Linked DNA regions of Homo sapiens: region 2 is linked to region 1. The links are chromatin loops, found by intact Hi-C in ENCODE. Cell type or tissue: heart right ventricle. All regions are shown on one strand. Each heading gives the region's core, and the rest is flanking DNA. Links, peaks and the distances in the headings are about the cores only. Region 1 has its middle 73 kb from the start of LINC01673. Region 2 holds the start of LOC124905003 (a long non-coding RNA gene).

Region 1 (8,349 bases), core at 74-8,073:
AAGAAGAGGCTAATAACTCATGCATTTCTTCATTTTGGACCAAGACACTGGTACCAGCCATATAGACAGCAGTAGGAATCATTCAGGGGATACAAAGGTATGTAAGGTATAGATATTTCACTCAAAGAACTTTCTCTGCAATGGAGAAAACAAACACATAAGCAGTATATTACAGAGCAGTAGAAGGACTGTTAGGTTAAAACATACAGAAACATCTGGAAGAAATGACTACACTGGCCAGATGTGGTCTAAGAATGTTGTTTAGAGTAGGCTATACCTGACCTGAATATTAAAAGACAATATAAATTATTCAGCAAAAATAAATAAGGATAAGGTTAATAAGAAAATGATAAAGTAAGTTTAGTAGCTTTTGCAAAAGCAGGAAGGCAAAAGGATAGCATAGAACAATACTGTTAAGAAGATGTGCTTATTCTTTAGTTAGAATGAATTGCTTCTTTTATTTTCTCACACACTAAATTAGTTTAGTTTGACTGAATTAGTTTAACTAAAGTGTGTGTGGGGGGGATTTAATAACTACACATTTGCAATAATTTTGCAATAACTATTTGCTGCAGTGCAAAACATCACTAATAAGATCTATATTGATTTGGGGTCCAGAGCATTTAGTTACAGGAATATCATAAAGGCTACCAATATGTTAGTTTCCTACTGTACACATTGCAGCAAGTTTAGTGGCTTAATACAAATTTTTCTTATAAGTGTGAAAGTTAGAAGTCTGAAATGGACCTCATTGTTTTAAAAATTGAGGAATCAATAGGACGGTGTTTCTTTCTGGATCTTCTAGGACAGAAATGATTTCCTTGACTTTTCCAGCTTCTTGAGGCTGCCCACATTCCTTGGCTCATAGAGGTCTTCCATCGCCAAAGCCAACAACGGCCTTTCAAGTCTTCCACTTGTTGCATCACTCTGATACTGAATCTTCTGTCTCCCTCCAAATTTAAGAAACTTTCTGATTATATTGGGACTATGTGGGTAATCCCGGATAATTTCTCCATATTAAGGTTGCTAGCATAGTCACAGATTCCAGAGACTGAGAGGTGAACATCTTCGGGAAGCCGTTATTCTGCCCATCAAAGTATGTGCTCTGGTCCTGAAGATTCAAATTCAATCTACATGCAAAATACATCCACCTGTCTCATCATCCCCAAGAGTCTCAGTACCTTACAGAATCAACTCGAAGTTCCAAACATCTTTTACTTCTTATCAACTCTACTATATGGAGAAGATTTTTGGAAGTAAAGGATGTGTGAAATTATTTGTATATTTTAATTATTTAATTGCATGTATTTGATAACAATTTAAATGACAACAATTTTGGTCAATGTAAAAGAAATGTTTAGTTTAAGTCTCAAAACTGATGTTACGAACATTGTTATGTTCATAAATGAGGGTAACAGACTAAAAATAGCGAGTACACTCTATTAGTATCTCCTGTGGACATTAGTATCTCATGTGGATCAATTGGGAAATCATTATTCCTACAATAAATTTTCAGAAATAAATCTGAAAATAAATCATGAGTTGTATCACATCATCAGTGTGCACATTTATGGAAATGTAATAGAATGGCCATAGAATATAGGTTATGCTTATAGAATTCTACTCCAGGAACTGGAAAATTTACAGCTGCCTAAACTTATCACTGAACTCAAGAAATAACCCCTTCAGATATTTTCCATGAAGCTTTACTCAGAGTTTACCACAGGGCTTAAAAGACTACTGAAACTACACTTGGAGGCCTTAATATTTTTGAAAGAAGGAACATTTTATAACCAGAAAATTAAAAATAATATTATTAAATTTGTGATCAATCTATAGACATTTACTTATGGCAGAAGGGTTGCTTGGGAAAATGATTTATCTTCCATCATCGCATATTAATAAGAAACCAGAAAATAGCTTCCTTCTGCCAATCTTGACTGCTAATGATAATTACAATAATTTGTCTGGTCCCAGTTGTGGGAGGAACGCCATGATTTCTTGTAACTCTCTGTGCAATGTCATCAGCTCTCTTAAAAACCCTGAAACTTGTGTGCTATTTCACTTTTCACATTCTTTTCCTTACCCAAAATTACTATAGCAGAGCTAGGTTTCGACCTCCAGTTTTTCTAATTCAAAATCCTATACATTTTTTTTCACTTGTCTCAACTTGAAAAAAACAGCAATGGTAGATGTTTTCCAGGGAAACTGGCATTTGTAGATATTGCAGCCAATTTGTGTGTGTGTGTGTGATGTTACATGTCCATTCACAAGTGGACACAGTTCATGTTTTCACTCAGATGCCCATCTTTAACTCTTTATCCAACTTCAATTGCCTTGCCTGTCTCTTTACATTTTAATTGATCAGTAAATACAACCAATTCTGATTTTGAAAATTGCCTCAGCCTTTTCAGGTCTTCATTTCCTCTGTTATAGAGGAATATCATAGAGGTAAAGTGCTAGTTTCCTAACAACATATTAAAGCTACATACAGTCAACATGACTTGTTGATATTGACCTTGGTCACCTAGTTAAGGTGGTGTTAGGTTTTTCCACTGTAAATTTACTATTTTTCAACTCTTTCCATATTGCACCCTTTGGAAGAAAGTCACTATTAACAGCTCATACTGAAGAAGTGAGTTGTTTTGATTATTTGGTATTCTTCTACAAGGCAGATTTGTTTCTTCTCTACTACCTATTCAATTGTGTATTGATATCTGTATGGACTCAGACATTGATTTTATAATTTGGACCATAATCCAATGCTACTTTGTTTGCTTTGTTGCCCAAATTGTTCTAGCTATGGACACTTGGAGCTTTTTCAGTTTGTTCCTCGGACCCTTTGACATGCCCCCATCATTGTGGGTTTTCTTTTCTTCCTTTTTTTTTTAGGACTTTCTGGCATTATAAGATATAGCCCTAGATTCAACTTGCATATTTCATCTATTTTTAAGTTATTAAATAGCATTTACTTTGTGATCCCATTTGGGGAAATACATGGAATTCAGATGCATGTATTATAATATGGAATAATATCAAACATTAATAGTGGTTATGCTATCTCCGGGTAATCGTACTATTAGTGATTTAGTTTTTCTCTTTATGAATCTTTATTTTTATTATGACATATTACTTGTGTTAGAAATCAATAATATTGGATGATCAGAAAGGAAATAAAAATATTCTGAAGGCAATAATAACTTATTTATAAATCAGTGAAGCCTGTGTCTCTAGACTGACAGGACATGAGGCAATTTTAGAGTGGCAGGTGCCCTCTACTGGTCAGCTGCTCAAACCCTCTATAGACTAAGAGCTGCATCCTTAAAAACAAAAGCCCACCATTTTCTTAGCACTGATATCTCAGGAGGTAAAAAAGTACTTGGGCTTTTGCTAGAGATTACATAGCTACATATCTGAGGGGTCACTACGTGAACTTAAAAATTGACTCCTATAAATGTGAAGTCTGTACTGTGGATTGTGAATTAGAAATGGATATGTGTGAGAACAGGCCTAGAAAAATATCACACATGCTGACTTGCCAATGTTGGACCTCTTGAGTCTAATCTACAAAAAAATCTCCTTGGATGAGAATATTTTGTTCATGACCTCTCTGCTGAGAATGTGACCATGTCTGCTACAGAGCTTAAATAAATAATGCTGAGACTATTCATTACAAAGCTCCCAAGGAGAAAAAAAAAGCAATTTATTTTATGTACTACCTTAATTAAGTTTAAACTGCCTAGTGTGAATTTTTGATGAAGAACAAAGATATAATAAGTGATTTTGCCTAGGGAAGCTCATGTGCTGAGTCAATACTTATTGAGCACAGTTCTCTTTTATATTAGATGCTGCTCTAAGAAGCTGCGTGCAATACAGCATCAGATGTTGCAGAGCTCTGCATATGGGGGGCTTGCACTTGTGAGCAGAAACAAACAATAGGCAATAAACTTGATAAATGAGTAAATGACTTGATTGGTAGCAGGCATAAAGAAAACCACAGTGTATTAAGGGCCACTGGGAGGAGTAGGGGTGGAGATGCAGCCAGCTTGCTGTACTAAGAGAAGAGACAGAGTAGGCCTCTTTAAGAAGGTGATGTTTGAGCAAACTAGCAATACATAAACAAATAAACCTTAAAATTCTTTTTTTTAAATTCTGAGAGTCATCTTTTATATAACAAACTGTAGTTATTTCTAATTCCTCCTAGGATAAAATGAAAAAAATTTAAGGAGGCCTCCAGGGCTTTGTAGATTCCAGCCTCAGCTTGGTTCTCCAGCCCATTTTTAACTAGCCCCTCTTTTTGTTTACTCTGTTTCAAGCATATTGATTTTTGTTTGTTTGTTTTACTTATTTTCTTTAATGACCAAAGCCATTCCCAACTCTGAATCTAAACACCTTTTTCCTCTGCCGGGATTCTGCCCTTGCCACCATTCCTACCCTTTAACTCTCAATTGAAATACCATTACCTCAATAAAACCTTTTCCGGGTCACACCAACCATCTCAAACTAACAACTCCCTGAATTTCACCTTCCAATGTTACCATGGTTATATTTAAATTCCTACGTAGTGAATTTTGTCTTCTCCCAGCCTCTAGCCACACTCTACTCCTGGACCGGAAGCATTTTGAGATCAGGGGCTTCATCTTGACTGTCTTCCCAGCACTTCGTATGGTAGCTCATAGTAGTCGCTTAATGGATATTTGTTGAACAAATGAGTCAAACTTTTTGTTTAGTTCCCTGCTGCCCCATATGGATAACCTTGATTATCTGAACATTTAGGGGAAATCTCATGGAGGCACCCTTTTATAGTACAGAATTTCCCTCATGCCTTCTTTGCTACGAGGTAAATTTAAATCATGGGTGCAAGGAGTCAGACATGACAGAGGCAGAGATTCTTGATTCAACAAGTATGTATGTCTATTTTCTCTTAGAAGCTCAAACTTTTGTATGTTCCACACTTTATATCACGCACAATGATGGAATTATGGGAAAGTGAAACATCGTAGTTTTGATTATAGTGGTGATTAATTTGGCACCGGTCTCAAAGCCGAAAAGAGAAAGGGGGAGAAGAATGGGGAGAGTCCCTGAACAGCTGATCTATGCTGCCAAAAGACGCAGCTTCTCAAATTACTTGGAGGAGCCAGAGATCCCTTAAATAAAAGGAGAGGTGTCTAGGTTTGTGCATTTAAAGAGACATATTCCTTTAAAGCAAATTTTTCAGCGCTGACTACACATTAGAATCACTAGGAAAGATTTTATGAATACAGGATATACAAGTCATACCCTAGGTCAATTATATCAGAATCCCTAGGGCCAAGACCTAGGTATTGATGGTTTTTAAAAATTTCTCAGGTGTTTCTAATATACAACCAAGGTTGAGGATTACTGATTTAGATAAAAGCAATTTACTCTGTTAATATGCAAATATCTCTAGATGAGGATATATATATATATATGTAAACAGTTTAAATATAATACACGTAATACTTATAAATAAATTAAATAGAAATTAAATAAAATGAAATATCAGATTCTTTCTAGTTTACCTGGTCAGTAAGAAAATGTTTTTGATGAGGCTAGACAGGGCGCTAGTGGGGGAGAGAAAGTTCTGGAGCACTCTTTCTCAATTGGGTAGTGAATGGCTGGGAAGGATTAGGAAAAGTTCTAGGATATTAGTAATCTAAAAGAAAACAGGGCAGAGTATGGAGGGGATGTGGACAGAAAAACCTGAAGTTAGAGATGACCATGTATATTTCAACATTCCACAAGTATATCTAGGTACGTACTGAATCCCAAAGAGAATGGGGCTCTCAAAGTCCACGGGCTGGAGAAAAAAATTTTTGTCCCCAAAGGGTCTGAGAGAGAGCAGGGAGTAAAATTGTATAAAAATCTGTTTGGGAGAAGAAGTCATTGGGGCCATGATCATAAAGCTAGAAACAAAGACCTTCAATTTATGTAATAATTAACAGCAGTGACACTGTGCCTGTAAAGTAAATAGAATTGGATGCAACACACACACAAGATGGTGAAGCTTGTTTTGAGAAATCTATGCCTCACTGAATTTTATATTCTTGAAAGACATTTTCATCAGTTTAGATACTTGACTTCATCAACTGATTGACTTTCACTTAAATGTTACTCTTAATGCAGACTCTAACCAAAAATTATGACCATGTGGACTTAATTAAGTCTAAAGTGTTTAAAAATTATTTCAGACTCGAATCATCTACTATATTGTTCATACCAGTAATTATGATTAGGCAGGAAATTTAAGAAGACTATTGGAATATGAGAAGCAAGGAAGGTAACGTCTCCCTTATATAAAATAAATAAACTTGGATTTGAGATTCCCTAACTGTGGACATAGCTAGTCATTTTGATAGAACAAGTTCCAGTTCTGCCACACTGGCATTCTTGGTAAGTACCACATATATAGCTTTTAATTTTGAACAAATACTCTGGTAGATAACAGTTGCTTCTCATGCCAGTTCAATTGAATTAGACCCAACTTGGCTTCATAGGTGCAACTGAGGATTAAGGATGGCAAGATCTCTCTGACATCCTCTGTTATTTAATGTTGCCTAAGAAAGGAACATGGGGCCAGGTGTGGTGGCTCACACCTGTAATCCTAGCACTTTGGGAGGCTGAGGCAGGCAGATTGCCTGAGCTCCAGAGTTCGAGACCAGCCTGGCCAACATGACGAAACCTCGTCTCTACTAAAAATACAAAAAATTAGCTGGGCATGGTGGCAGGCGCCTGTAATCCCAGCTACTCAGGAGGCTGAGTCAGGAGCATAGCTTGAACCCGGGAGGCGGAGGTTGCAGTGAGATGGTGCGGCTGACCTCCAGCCTGGGCAGCAGAGAAAGACTCTGTCAAAAAAGAAAAAAAAGAAAGGTACATGGCAAGCCTACATACCAGGTGTATTTTCCAATAGTATTTCTAACTTGAGGCAGCTGAGCTCACATTGCACATAACAAAATTATGAAAATGACAAAATGGAAGCTGAACTCAGAGACATCAGGAAACAGATACTTAAATATTATCAGACCTTACTCTCCATCCCATATCTGCCTCTCACTTGCTATCAACTTGACCATTTTCACCTGTGGCTTCAGAGGATAATGATAATATTTACTTAATTTAATGTCTCCTATTACAATTGGGTCAGATGTTTTATGCACTTAAAAACTTACTGGCATCCATTTCATGCAATAAATTTAACACCAGATTGCCACTCAAAAGAAAGTATCAATTAAGCTGGAATATGTCAGCATTGGCAATACACAGATCAAACAAAAACACAAAATAATTTGGCTTACACTCTCTGCCTGTTAAAGTAACCAATGAAACTATTTTCCTGGGGAAGCTTTTCAAAGTATTTAGCCTGTCACAAACTGGCCCTTTGAAACTGTATTCCCAAAGACAAGTTGTAGAACCCAGACGGTCATTGAGAATTGTTGAGCCTGGAGGGTGAGAATTTGTGTCCACCACAGTCGAGAATCAGAAAGGAGGATAAGATGAGGAGAGAGAAGAAAACAATAGGTAAAGTCTGTGTAGTATGGAGGTGTGTTTCCAGAGGATATTGAAGAGCAAAGGAAACACAGGGATGGATGCTGGAGGCCACTACTATGGACTGAATGTGTCTCCCCAAAATTCATATGTCGAAATCCTAATGTACAATGTAATAGTAATTTGAGATGGGCCTTTGGGAGGAATTTGATCATGAGAGGAGATTCCTTATGATGAGATAAGTGCCCTTATTTTTTTAAAAAGGACAGAAAACAGCTTGCTTCTTCTTCTCTGCCTCTCTCTCTCTGTTTCTCTCTCTCTCTCTGTTTCTCTCTCTCTGTTTCTCTCTCTCTCTCTGTTTCTCTCTCTCTCTCTGTTTCTCTCTCTCTCTCACTCTCTCTCATTCTCTCTCTGTCCCACATGAGAAGACAGTGGGAAGATAGCCACCTATGGAGTGGAGGAGTACCCTCACCAAAACTGATCTCAGATGAGACTGGAACCCTGATCTCAAACTGCCATCATCCAGAGCTATGAGAAATGTTTGCTGTCGAAGTCACCTCGTCTAGGGTAATGTGTTATAACAACCCAAGCTGATGAAGAAAGCCACTGTCTGATTAGATGGGTCTCTCCTAAGGAATTGGTTTCTTGTTAGGTAATGTACCCTGGTATCAAGATTTGGAAAACAGTGTAAATATTAATTCAAAGTAATTATTTGAGCTGTGCTGGTAACTAGACCTACTAGAGTAATTCTGGCTCAAATAGTTCTTGTGATATGCCCTGCTTATTCTTATAAGGATTGAGAAGTTGACTAAAATTTGTCCATTATTTATTACCAGTGAACTC
Region 2 (8,349 bases), core at 92-8,091, 200 kb before region 1:
TTATGTAATATAATCAACTTACTTGAACTCTGTTGAGTTTGAAATAGGTAGCTTCATATTGATACCTATGCTCAATGCTTAGCTTTACAGGTGCTGGCAAAAAGAAAGTGGGTATGAACTGGTTTGGGGTTTTGCCAGAGTTCTTGGAAGAGCAGAATTCAGAGAGATCAAATATTCTCCAAGTAATTAAAGATTGGGTCATGAAATCTAAGCTTGATGGGTTGAAAAATAAGGAGAAAAGAATAGTGGGTGTAGAAAAAGTAGAGAGAGCCAATGAGATATAAGTTTCAGGGAAGTGGAGAAAGAGTTCCAGTGGAAGAAGATTAACAGAGTAACTTGAAAAAAGGAAAATTGTAGTTAAAAATTGAATGTATTTGTCTGGAACTTCTGACGCTATCCTGGATGGATGATGAAATTTTGAATGATGAGAGAGGAAAAGACAAATGTGTAGAGGAAGAAGAGCAGACATGAGAGCCTTGAGTGAGACTCTTAGAACTTCCTACAAATGTCTTTGTAATTGGACTCATGTGTCATCTCCTCTATGAAACTGCAGGTCGCTTAATGTCCAGGTCTGTAACTTACTCTCCCTTCAATCAACAGACGAGCCCACTAGCATGCTGTCATGTGTAAAACAAGGACTCCATAACTAAATCTTGTATCAATAAATGAATGTGGTGATTTGTCTAAAAGTCAGATTATAAAATTACTCAATAACAACCACAGAGCAAGTAGTTCCAAAATGATATAATTCCCAGAATTTTATAGAACATCATTGATTATCTCATAGCCAGAAAAATTCCAAATCTTTTCATGGCTTGTTATCTTCTTGAATTGCCTACTAAATCCTACTGATAAGGTCCTTATAGAGAAGTAATTCTACAGTAGTGTGATTACCAGGTATTAAAGTCTTAAGAAAAAAAAGATTTCCTGTAGCAATAGCTTCATATACAAAATTTTAGAAATAAAGCAGTAGAAAGCATTAGCACAGGCCTAGGACAACTCTAAGCAGGAAATAAAACCTTATATTTTATTTTCATTTTTATTTTCATAGAGAGTAGCAGAAGGGCACCCCTTCTTGAGAATCAGCTTCAAAGGGTGAACAATACTGTCTTTACTTAACAGACAGGCTTTTTAAAAAACAACCTTGAGAGTATCATGCAAACTGACTTTTTAATGGTTTTGGGCAACATGTTTACATTTTAAACTTGTGGGTTTGCATTTTTCTTTATTTTCAAAGTTCAATCTGTCAGCTGGTTGGAATTTGTAATTTATGGCTCTGCAGCAATCCAAAGTTCCTTATCCTTAAGTGATCCCATTCCCAAGGAAGTTTATGTTAGAGAGATTTCTAAAAAATCTTAAAAGTAAAGACAATATTTTGGAATCATTATGTGATGTTTCTAAATATGTTCTTCTATGTTGATATCCCTGTAATTTTTGAAAGATCTTTGATACTACACAATGAGGAAAAAAAGAAATCTTAATCAATGAAATGTCAAGTCCTTAAAATATCTCCCGTAATACTTCCCTTCTGAGTATTTTATTTCAGCTTCAGATGTGTATTTTTCCTCTTAAGTTAATTTCTCTAATCCTTATTGATTCCCTACTATATGCTTGTTACTTCACATAACATTAATAATTAAAAAGAGAAATAATATCAATAACAGTCTCTAACTTGAAGTGTTTATGGTCAGTTGCAGTGAAAATCAACATCAAAACAGGTAATATGAAGTTTAGGACACATTGTTGGGACTACCAGCCAAAAGTCTGGTGAGGTTGAAGATACAATAACATATAGAAGAATACACTGATCATCATTCAGCTGTGTTTTATTTGAGTAAGCTAAACTGCTTTACTTTTGTCCAATGCAGAATTTTTTAACGTTGTATTTATTTGCTTAAAACAAAAGAGTTACTCTATACAAGTTTTGTAGTCCATGATTTCTTTCTGAAACCTTTCAGGATTAAATCAAAATATGGCTTCAGAGTTACAACAGTAACTTAAAAGCACAGAAGCCAAATATTTACCAGAACTGTAAAACTGTAAAACTAAAGTGTAAAACACTTCAGTTTAAAACTATTCACATTATTTCTAGCTTGAAAGTGCTAGAAATACATCAAAATTGGCCTTTATTAATTGAGAAGTTAATTTGACATGTTAGTGACATTTCTCCAGGTTAATGTATTTATTGCAAGAAAATGTGGGTGCTTTATAGGAAAATATTTGCTTAATTTAGGTGAACTATTTTTTTCTTATTTTATTTCTAAAATTTTGTAGAAAGAGAAAATCTCATATTCTGTTTCTCGTTGGTTTCTCATTGGTATAAGTGTGCCCCATGGAGCATTGACTCATTCACATTTCACATAGAGGATGTGTAATTTGGCCCCTCTGGGTAGAGAGAAGCAGATACCCGTGGGTCCAGCATGACCATGTGAAGGTAAGTCTTTCCTTGTCAGCCAATGCATCGCATGAGGGTGCCAAACTTCTGTTGGTGGTAGAGCAGGGGGAGTAGTCTGGACCTGGGAAGTCCCTGAGTTATCGTTACGTCTGTCCCTTAGAAAATAGGCAAGGGCCAGGATCAAAGACAGGATGAATACATAAGCTGGTAGGTATGGGAGGATTTTATATGATGCGTAACTAGGTCTACAACACTATCATTTTTTATTGTTTTTAAAAAACCTTGATATCCTTCTTCACACAGAGTTAGTGGTTTTGTTCTTCAGCTACTTGCACTGAGGCTATAAACTTGTTCAGACTTTACCTTCTGTCTCACAGTATCAGCTATATTGATGATGGTGGCAATTGCTGTAAAATACAACCCCCTAGATGTTAGTGGAGAGTAAAATTTATTCTTGCTCCATCAAGTTCAGTGCAGATATAGTCAGCCTTCAGTGGTGCTCTTCCCCATGGTGAGCCAAAGTTCCAAGCTCCTCTTATGTAGTTATCTTCTACTGTTGCTAAGTATTTCAGAGTCATCTGGAGTCCTGAAGTCTTCTACAAATCCCTTCCATTTGGACATCAAACAAGAGAAGAAGGACCTTTAATGAAATAACTTACATTTTTTCTACCAATATCCCATCAGCCGAAACTACTCTCTCTCCCCACTCCTCCAACACTCTGGAATATAAAACAGATTTATGAGTAACCACCACTCTGTTAGGTGCACTTTGAATTTAGTTCTTTCAAAGAGAAACGGGAATGGGACTGTAGCCACCTCAAGAAATGATACTGGCAAAAGACACATTTGGTATTCCTATTTTATTGCCACAATATGCTGAATTTTGTCTATATTAAGGAAAAGGTATGCTGTATATCTATCAAGGTATATTGTGCTTGGAGATATGTAATACTCTTTGGAAGATTTTACCTTCTTCACTATTAAGGGAATTGGATTTTCCAGTCATTGTAAACTGATATTTTGTAACGTTTAATTCCATGCCATAAAAATAATATCAGGGAAAACAATAGCTGTAAGAAATTTATCAAATGCCTCATCTTAGCTCATTCTTCAAAAGGCGTATTAGTCTAGCTGGACTTCCATGAAGGTAATAAAAGTGGTAAATATCCAGCTAACATTTTGTAAGCTGAAAAAATTTTTCTCCGAAAGTAAAATACAGGTCACTGTGTGGTAAAAGAAAATACTCATACTAGCAGAGTACTTAATATAGTAGTTTTATGTGGAAAACATGATGTCTTTACTAGGTGTAGTTAGTGCTTAGCACATAATGTTATGAATACATGTCTGCTAAACAGTGCGATTCTGGCTATCTATAAATATCTGCTTTTGCTTGTATGACCTGAATATTAATGGCAAACTTTCCTATAGAATGAAAATGATTAATGAGACTCCTGACTAAGCTGGGGACCTAATTATTTAAGGCCAATTTTGTAATGTTCACTTAGCTCTCATGTCAATTACTATATTTCCAAAAGGAGACCTACCAATTGCTAATTATATCAATATTCATATAATCCGATGACAAATACTCACATTTTGTGGACGATTGCATCTTCCAAAATGGCCCGTCTTTCATGCTCTTGTTAATGTGATCTTGATTTTCCTCCCATTGCCCATGGTAATGTGCTGCCACCCCTAACCCCAAGTGTTTCAGCAGAGTAGATTTTTGTGACTATTTCAACCAATAGAATAAGCTAAAATGACGCCATGACAATTCCAAGGTCTGGTTGTAAAAATGCTAGGCATATTCACTTTGTTCTCTGAGGATGTTTGCTGTCAGCCACCATGCTAGAAAGAAGTCCAAATCTTCCTCTCCAAAAACACCCCCTCTAGATGTCAGTGGAGAGTAAAATTTATCCTTACTCCATCAAGTTCAATGCAGACATTCAGCCTTCAGAGGTGCTGTTCCCAATCATGAGCCAGGGGTCCAGGTTCCTCTAAATAAACTTCTAGGTAAAAATATTTCTAAATAAACTAACATGTTTTGCCCATTTTTAAATTGGGGTTTTAGAAAAGCTATTACTGAGTTTACAACTATTATTAAGATATGAATTAGACAAGAAGAGGCCACTTTAGGAGTTCTAATGCACAGCTCGGTTTAGGTTTCAGCCAACAACCTGCGTCAACAACCACACATGTGAGGAAAGATGTCTTCTGAAGATTCCAGCCTCCAGCCAGCAAGCCTTTCCAAGTATAACCCTAGGTATTGTGGAGAAGAGGCAAGCCATGCTGAACCTCAGAATCCGTGACAGTAATTTACTAGAATCCAATATTAGTAAAATAGTATTTTTTGTAAATACTAGATTTGAGATAATTTGTTATGTAGCCATGGTAACTGAAACATTCTTTATTCAAACATAACTAGATCCCAACTTTCCATTAAACTTTTTCATTAGTGTTTTTCCTAACTTTAACAGTATTTACATACATACTTTATCTTCAATTGTTCCAGTTGACTTGACTTCCACCAACTATATAGCACAGAAAAATTCTCCTTTAAAAATTATAAACATACATTCAGTCTTCAGGTTGACCCTGGTTTTCTTTCTGAATATTTTTGACTTAACTGCTGTTACATGTTTGATTATACAATACACTAGATTATGTAAGAGTAAAATTATTATTGATAATTTCTAAACTAATAGATTTAGTTCAGGGTCATAGCACTAATAGTCCCAGTGCATAGCATAGGACTTACACATGGTAAATGGTCAATAAATATTGCATGAATAAATGCATGCACAGACACTTTTAATCTGTTTTGAAAATTTAGTTAGAATACTGTAAAAAAAAACTATGTAATATTCACTGTTAATTCTAAATGCAGATTTGAGATTTAGCTTATATGTGCTTTTATAGTCTTATTCATTTGACCATCTAAATATTTGACTATGAAATTGAATAAATTTGTATTACTGTCTCATCCTATATTATAAAAACTGTAACTTATTATTTTTGTGGCTTATTATTCACTTATTAAAACTATTCTGGTCATTTCAATAATGGTGATGATGATAACAATAGCAGCTAGTGTTTCTTGGACACTTACTTGTACCAGAAATTGTCCTAAGTTCTTCTTGTGCTACTAAATTAATTTACATGTATTGGGATATAATTTACTCATAGACAAATTAATTCCTTTTGGTTGTACAGTTCTATGCATTCTGATAAATGCATGTAGTCAAGAAATCATCATTACATTTAAGACATAGAGCATTTCCATCATCTAAAAAAATTCCCTTATGCAAGTTTGTGGTCAATTCTTTCTCCCATATTCAGCCCTTAACAAACAATGGTCTCTTTTCTGTCCATATAGTTTTGCCTTTTCCAAAATGTCATACGAGTGAAATCATACTATATGCACTACCATTTGCTTCTGGTTTATTTCAATTAGTCTAATACATTTGTGAATCATTAATGTTGTTGCATTGCTGTTTTTTATTCCATTGTTTAGATGTACCATAATTTGTATAAATATTTTCCTTATTGATGGACATTTGGCTTTAATTTGGGTAATTAGGAGCAAGACTGATATAAGCATGGGTGTATAGATATTTATACAAACATATGCTTTCAATTCTCTTTTATATCCACCTAGGAGTGGTATTGCTGTGTTGTATGCTGAATAGATGTTTAACTTTATGAGAAAGCATCAAAGTATTTTCAAAAGTAGCTGCATCATTTTCAAAAATAGCTGTGTCATTTTGCATTACCACTAGCATTGCATGAGATTTCCAATTGATCTGCATGCTCACCACAACTTGATACTACCAGTTTTGCTTTAAAGCCATTCTAACAGATGTACGCTACCACATCGTGGTCTTAATTTGCATTTCCCTAAATAAAATGATGTATAGAATCATTTCATATGTTAATGTGCATCCACATATTTCCTTGAATAAAGTTTTATATTTTGCCCATTTTTAATTTTTTATCATTATTCAGTTGTGAAAATTTTAAATATATTTTTAGTAACAGACTTTCATTTTATATATATATATGTTTTGAAATGTTTTCTACCAGACTGTGACTTTTTCTTTGATTTTTTTAACAGTGTCATTCAAAGAGCAAATCGTTCTTTTTTTTTTAATTTTGTTGAATGCCAATATATTTCATTTTCCTTTTATGATTCATGTTGCTGGATGTTGAGTCTAAACTTAACCCAAGGTTGTCTCTTGGGTTTTTTTTTTTTGGACATCTCCTTGGAGATGTTTTATAATTTCTGCATGTGGTGCAAGGTGTGATTCACATTTATTTTTGCATATAGACGTACAATTTTTGCCACATCATCTGAAAAACCACGTTGAATTATTTCATCTACATAATTCTAGATTTTATAATCCTAAAACATGAGATTAATTAAATAACCCAGAGGTACACATTGTACACCTTGAATATATACAATTTTTTTTTTTTTTTTTTTTTTGACACAGGGTCTCCCTCTGTCACCAGGCTGGAGTGCAGTGGCAAGATCTCAGCTTACTGCAACCTCCGCCTCCCAGGTTCAAGCAATCCTCCTGCCTCAGCCTCCCAAGTAGCTGGGACTACAGGCATGCACCACCATGCCCAGCTAATTTTTGTAGTTTTAGTCAAGACAGGTTTTACCATGTTGGCCAGGATGTTCTCAATCTCCTGACCTCATGACCTGCCCGCCTCTGCCTCTCAAAGTTCTTGGATTACAGGCGTGAGCCACCACGCCCAGCCAAATATATACAATTTTTTATTTGTCAATTCTACCTTGATATAGCTGAAAAAGAGAAAAGGCAATTTATTTGCTCCATCAGCTGACAGTTGTTGGCATGTTGTGGAATACAGTATATAAGACCAATATACTTTGTGGTTGTATTCTCCTTCTTTTATGTTAATCATTTGTGTAAAATGATTCCCTTTATCTGAAGAGATTATAAGCAGAATCCTGTGTGATGGCTCAAATATTTAGTAAACTTTGTGGTAGTGTAACTGGCTTAGGTCTTGAGGTTAGGAACAGGAAGCCAATACCTAAAATATAATCAAGGTGAATCATGTCCCTTTTAGAGCAGAAGTCCAAGGGTAGCAACTTGCTACCAAATGCCTGGTTGGTTATCTTAAGGTGCCATATTAGAGACTGACAGTTGATCTCAGTTGCTAAGTTATTGGGAATTTTACTAGAGAAGTAGCCAGATCAACCTTATTGAGTGGGATTCTGTGCTGTCAGGCCCTGCATGGCTCCATCTCCACTACCGTGGCTACCCTGTGCTTGAGTCTCTGCTGCAGCAAAAGGGTGTCTGAGCATAGATGCGATGCTGGCTGATATCAACAAGCTGCTGTTAAATCTGCACTGTTAGTGCCTCTTCTTTGTGAATGTTCTGTGGTGGGTATTAAAATGTCATACATAGATCTTTATACTTTGTTCCCATTACTGTAAGTTCATCTGCGTGTCCCAGTTCTTCCAATCTTTTTCCTTCAAGCTCTATCAAACCAATCAAACCATTAGCTTCTGTAAATGTGTCTGTACATACTCCTACCATGGACTTTCTATTTCCATGTAAAGTGGATGACAACTTATACCACCCTAAGATCTGCCTATTGGGATAAATGTATAATCACCAGTCGTTTTGCAACATCTATGAGTGGGACTATTGTATAACAATAACTGATTTTCAGTTTGAACCCGCTTACAAAGGTGAGGCCCTTGGGAAACAAACTCAACCTTTTTCCTCCTCTGTCAGATGGCTGTAAAAAATTTCCCCCATACCAAAAGAGAGATGCTGGGTGCAACAAGGAAGAATGAAATGGTCTGGGCGACCCGCTGTGTAGATTAATCTCACCCTCCAAGATTCTTTGTGCCTGATCCCATATATATTGCTTTCTTCTTAAAATGCATTGTTGCTAGGCCTTCTTGACTTTGGAGCTTG

Evidence for each region. Peaks named below come from ENCODE experiments on the same cell type or tissue, not always from the same donor. Only the 100,000 strongest peaks of a DNase experiment are listed, where the experiment ranks them.
Region 2: a loop joins it to region 1, with 8 times the contacts of the local background. A loop is called at or near these places in 27 of 110 quality-filtered maps.

Annotation. Positions count from the first base shown.
Region 1 is chr21:27,561,601-27,569,949 of GRCh38, forward strand. No RefSeq gene overlaps it. Among named protein-coding and RNA genes, the nearest start is that of LINC01673, 73 kb to the right of the region's middle. In heart right ventricle, for the core only: a CTCF peak has its summit at 3,286 (motif pointing left); a DNase peak (open chromatin) is centred at 3,277.
Region 2 is chr21:27,358,156-27,366,504 of GRCh38, forward strand. It overlaps LOC124905003 (a long non-coding RNA gene), which reads right to left and starts at 6,377. Exons shown (of 2, transcript XR_007067831.1): 1 at 2,759-6,377. In heart right ventricle, for the core only: a CTCF peak has its summit at 4,307 (motif pointing right); no DNase peak of the experiment used is centred there.